Regions from separate parts of the Homo sapiens genome. Here region 1 is linked to region 2. Evidence: chromatin contacts called from ENCODE Hi-C or POLR2A ChIA-PET data. All regions are on one chromosome and are shown on one strand. The core of a region is the stretch at or near the end of the contact, and the rest is flanking DNA. Distances in the headings are between cores, read along the strand shown. Region 1 has its middle 31 kb from the start of LINC01206. Region 2 has its middle 110 kb from the start of LINC01206.

Region 1 (2,842 bases), core at 69-2,568, 82 kb after region 2:
TGAACTCAGGAGGCGGAGGTTGCAGTGAGCCGAGATCACGCCATTGCACTCTAGCCTGGGTGACAGAGCAAGACTCCATCTTAAAAAAAAACAAAAGCAAAACAAAACAAAAAAACACCCAAATTGGTCATCAGTGAAAAATCAGATTAGCCACGCAAGTTGTCTCAAAGAAATAACTAATATCATCAAAACACAATAATCCAGTGACCTTCCTTAACAGACCAGACCAAGAAATGTAAAGGTAACTTAATTTTCTTAAATGTGTCATGCTACATGCTAAATAAATAAGAACATGAAAAAAAAAGAGTATATGGAAACAGAGGATGAAGTTTCTAAGCGCACCATGCATGTATCTACAACATCACGAATCTCTTAACTTTTCTTCCTCCACCTTCCGTACCCTCCCTGACCCCTAATTAGGATTATGTGTACTTGCCTATGAGTTCTCAAATAGCTAATGATACAAGGCTTTTCCTCAAACTCCTCCTTAGAAACATAGAACTCATTGTCATGAAACAAACATTTTCATATACTTTCTTGGGCAGGCTTTCTTCCCATTTAAAGAAAGCAATATTTACTTTTCAAGTGCTGTGACTAATTTTAGCTGAAAAAATTGGCTTGCTATAACGTGGACATAGCCTGTGGTAATAGGCTAAGTATTTAATTCAGCTTTTGCATCATTCCAGGTAAAGAAGCTGGTGTAAGAATTTTTAAATTTAAAGCAGACTTTTTTTTTTTCTATAGGAAGACTTTCGTATTCATAGTCATTTATATTATAAAATAGCTTCTTATTTACAGCTCCTCTCTCAACATTGACAGGGTAGTAAAAAGAGGCAAAATAAAACATTATCCGGGAGGCTGAGGTGGAGAATCATTTGAATCCGGGGGGTGGAGGTTGCAGTGAGCCAAGATCACATCACTGCACTCCAGCCTGGGGGACAGAGCAAGACTCCGTCTCAAAAAACAAAACAAAACAAAAAACAAAACAAAAAACAACAAAAAACAGAAACAAAAACATTATCAGGTAAAAGCACATGGTGTCTCTTGAATATTATTCGGCAATTTTAAAAGTTTATTCTTTCTGGGAAGAGAGCCTTTAGTCATTTTGCAGAAACCACTCTGGTTTGTAAATTAACTACATAAAACATTTTTAATCTTTGCACCTTGATTTAGTAGTTCCTTACTTGATCAAATTCCTTTTAACATCATGGGAGTTAATGTCTGAATAATTATTTTAGACTTGGGCTCAACACAGATTTCCATATGGGCAAATTCTAGGTAATGGGTGAAAAGTTTTGGTCTTTGTGTGTCAGGTGGAGGAGGAGGAAGTGAAACTTCATAGCTTTAGAAACTAATACATATTTTATTTCTGTTCTGTGTTCGATGGGATTTATAAATAGAACCAGGGGACTACCTGTGGAGGCCACATGTTGTTATATGGAAAAGTGAGACTTTGACATGTGCAAAATCCTGAGCATTATCCTGAAAATCTGTGTTCAGAAAAAACAACCCTTTAATCAGCTGCCCTTCCGATACAGGTGGTCTCCCAGGCAGCTTTTTCTGTGTGAACAAATGAACAAGGAGAGGAATCTGACTGGTCCATTAGTGAATAAGCTGCTTTTGGGGAAAAATGCGAACTGGATTAAGGCTGGATTTTCTAAGAAAGAGGATAGGATCTAAGACCTGGAGATTGGTATTTGGTTTTTACGCACACAATACCCTTTTAGTGATTCTAGTAGATCTAGAAAGGAAGTCTGGCCAACTCTCATCCACATGGGAAGAGGACCTAAAACTAGTACTATGGGAGCCTGAGTAGGCTTGAGGGTAAAGGGTTTGGGCAGGGCTGGCCCAAGGCAAAACTGTGAAGAAGGGAAAGCTTGGTTTCCAGATGAACTCCCAGTCCCAGCCTTACCCCAAGTCCAGGCTCCCAGTAACTTCCAATGGGGGCACCACAATTGTCCTTTCCTGCTTGAGCCTGGATTGCTTGGTTGGGATCCAGATTATAAAAGATGTAAGAAACAGTAAAACAAGCAACAAAAGCCAACAATTTATGTATGTATTTGTGATTATGAAGATAGTAGATGTTAATTACAGAAAATTTGGATATTCAATAAAAAATAAAGAAAATGGGTTACTTTTATCCATCCCTCAGAGTGAATCTTAGCATTTCTGTACATTCTATTTCTATTATACACAAATACATCACACACATTTTGGGCGGGAGTAGGGATATCACAGTTGACCTTTAAGATTATTTTTTCTCTCCTACTCATTAACATTTTTCTGTTCTATATTTCATTCCTTTAAGATCTTGTTGAACACTAGAGGAACAGTCAGTTTTGTGGCAATGTGACATATGCACAACTATACAATAAATATCATAGTTACTATGGCAAAAATGAGATTGGGGAAACACTCAAAAATACTTTGTCAGTGACACATGAAATAAGAGAAAGCTAATAAAAGTGGTAGCACAGTTGTACCCATGTTAAACGGTTAAGCAAGACATAACTTGTACAATAAATATGGCACTATCTCTTGAGAAAAAGCTATTGTTTACTTATGAAGTGGGCATTGGAAGGGTTGTACCTTGTGAGTTATTGTGCAGTGGTAGAAAGAAGGTTATTTGAAATCAACGGAAAGTCGTAACACCAGATGTGAATGGATGTAGCTTACTGTCCTCCATTTGGTATTGGCACCAAACATCACGGTTAAGTGATCTTTCAGTCTTCAATCTTGGGACATGTTTTTCTGTCTTTAAGAGGTAGATCCCTTCAGCCAGGCGTGGTGGCTCACGCCTGTAATCCCAGCACTTTGGGAGGCTGAGGCGGGCAGATCACGA
Region 2 (2,708 bases), core at 117-2,616:
TGGAAAATGAGCCCTGGAACTGAATCAAGGACAAAGTCACTGAAAATAACTCCTGGCTTCTTGACATTCTAGCTGTGTGAACATGGACTTGTAACTTAATGTCCTCTAAACTTCAGATTTCACATACTTAAGGTGAAGATAAATAATACTTATTTCCCTGGGTGAGGATTATACAAGATATGTCTAGGGATGCAGTAGACATACATTCAATGTCAGCTGACTTTGAATCAAGCAGTGTCATTGTTCTGGTTTTTCCTAGGATTTGATTTTTACAGTATTCAGTTTGTTTACTTGTTGAGAAAAATTAAGGGGGGGCAGAGAAATGAAGCAATGGTTGGAGAGAGAAAGGAGGTGTGTTCACATTGAAGATGAGAGTGTGGATTTATAATCTATAAAACTGAAGTTTTCCTTTGAAAATTGCAAAGTGGACTTTGTAGAGGGTGGAGCTCCATGGCGCTTCACATCCTGGCAGCTGGGAATAACTTCCCAAGGACTTAAAAAATTAACAAATTAAAACCACTGTTACTCCTAACTCAAATTCTAACCAGTGTATCCAACACAGTAATGTGAGGTATTTATGTTTGGAACCACTGGATAGGCTAAAAGTTAACTCAGGCTTAAAACTAGTTGACACAAAGCAATTTTGGCTGAACCAAATTGACCTAACAAAATGCAAAATTGTTCTAACAGCGGGATTGTTCATTTCACTCTGTGGGTCCTGAATGCAGTGGAAATCCCCACACTGTCTAATGACATTTCTAGGTATACTGCTCCCCAAATTAGTGCTTTCCTGAATGATAAGGCAGCACTAGAAAATATCAAATGGCCAACACTAAGAAGCCATTCTCATATTACTGCCTCTAGGGTGATTGCATTTCAAAGATGCCAAGTTATAGCAAAGACACACTTTCAGGATGCCCAAGACTTCTAGACAATTTGAGAACACCAGAGTTGCTACAAAAACTTTACAGGAGGCCACTGATTCTCCATATCTATAGTCATTTGGGCCCAGGTAAGTATGGCCTTGAGCAGAAATGCACCAAATTTGTACTTTCTCTACCCTGGCACCAGGATGCTTTGTGTGCTGGAAAGTTCGCATCCATAGTAATTCCCTGTGTTGGACCTGACCTCTCCATCCCAGTTGACTATGGAAGGAAGCCAAAAAAGAGGGGGGTGTTGATGCATTTATTTGCATTTGCCATTTTTATTTGCCTTAGGAACTTCAGACCGCAGGCCTCCTTAAGCATGAACTGTTTGTTAAAGTCTGGTGTTGCCTTTTGTGGACTGGTCTAGCCAAGAGTTGTTTTAACCCAAATGGGGAGATGGGGGTGGGGCTGGGGTGGGGTAAGACATCTGCAGAGCCCAACAACCGTTACCAAGGCCTACCCTGGCTCTGCCCCTACCTGCCGAACGTTAAACAAAGCCCCTGGGAGAACTCGGGCAAGCTGAACACCTTGGTCAAACACGAAGCAAACCACCACCAGGTGTGCTTGCAGAACAGACTCTCCATCAGCGTCCTGTCATGCAGAAAATGTTTATCCAATTTGTCAAGATAATCTTTCCTCAAATAAGCTTTGGGCCTATTCCTTGGAACAGCCTGAATTTAGTCGGTATAATGTAACTCTATTTTTTTTCACCCATTTTCCTTTAATTGCTGTGTCAACTTTTCCCTGGCTTTAAGCAAACTGAAAGTAATTATATCATTCTTAAGTGAGTAATCTTCTGACTGGGTTAGCTGATTCGTGAGTTACTCTAAAATTCTAAACTGTGCTGTTCTTTTTCAAACACATTTTCTTAGATGTTTCGCAAAGTTTGGCTCATCGATGACCCACGGGTGTGTTTATTCTGTCACGTTTCGTGGCTACGCCGTGACTATATTAGGGCATTTGAAAAGAAGTTAAGTGTAGAAATATGAGAAGGGAGAAAAAGGAAACTTCACCTACTAATTTCAGTATTTCTTGGAAATATTACAGTCATTGTAAATAACTTGCAGCTTCAAGCATGAAGAACGTTTGATTAGTGCTTTGAATCATGGTGTAATATTAGAGGCTGGGCTTGATGGACTTAAAAAGCACTCACTTCTTTCATTTCATAATATAGTTTCCTTGCTATTTGACACCTTGTGTGATATTGTTTTGTTTAAAACACAGAAACGCTAAAGGTTACCACATTTTTCTTAGTTCTACTCATTGACATACTCCCACAGAACTCATGATATATTTAAAAATAGAAGGCTCAGCCATCTGGCTATTGGATGGTTTCTATTTTTGTTTCTCTTTGCATTCACAAAGTCTGTTGAGTCTGAAATTCTCTATGTTCTGCCCTATATGTAATTGTGTATACACACACACACACTTTCTCATTTAAATTTAGCCATTATCAATCTGGGTTTGTTTTACCGACCACAGTGACACTTTGGTGGGGACGCTAACCTTGCTTAATTTATGCATTAGTCAAGTCTGCATTAAATCCTAACTCTGAGGATTGTTACCTAAAGTCTAAAAGATGCCAAATCAAAGGCATTTCTTATTAATATATATCACCCATGTTTACTCAGGATTTTCATTAATAGAAATAGGCTCCTTGTCTTGGCTTTGACGAAGCCACAGGACTACAGGAAACTGTAAAGCTCATCTCATGAATCCCCATCATTTTATACCCGAGGAAACTAGGGTCTAGAGATGTAGAGAAAGATCAGTTTAAGGTCA

The links. Hi-C counts contacts between places; a loop is a spot of excess contacts on that map. ChIA-PET counts read pairs that join two places held with the same protein, here RNA polymerase II (POLR2A). Pooled maps may share reads with other maps.
Region 1: a loop to region 2 is called in a map with no recorded cell type, with 5 times the contacts of the local background. The contact joins two enhancer-like sites. A Hi-C loop is called at or near these places in 1 of 168 maps with a recorded cell type or tissue (astrocyte of the cerebellum), 2 of 37 single-sample maps with no recorded cell type and 2 of 50 pooled maps. POLR2A ChIA-PET finds 5 or more read pairs at or near these places in 2 of 52 experiments (B cell and OCI-LY7).

Annotation. Positions count from the first base shown.
Region 1 is chr3:181,920,024-181,922,865 of GRCh38, forward strand. No RefSeq gene overlaps it. Among named protein-coding and RNA genes, the nearest start is that of LINC01206, 31 kb to the right of the region's middle. Within about 2 kb of position 1,319, at least 2 of the 41 ENCODE cell types and tissues checked have a DNase peak (open chromatin) inside an H3K27ac peak, as active enhancers do; they include OCI-LY7, where a contact is called at or near this core.
Region 2 is chr3:181,837,870-181,840,577 of GRCh38, forward strand. No RefSeq gene overlaps it. Among named protein-coding and RNA genes, the nearest start is that of LINC01206, 110 kb to the right of the region's middle. Within about 2 kb of position 1,367, at least 2 of the 41 ENCODE cell types and tissues checked have a DNase peak (open chromatin) inside an H3K27ac peak, as active enhancers do; they include OCI-LY7, where a contact is called at or near this core.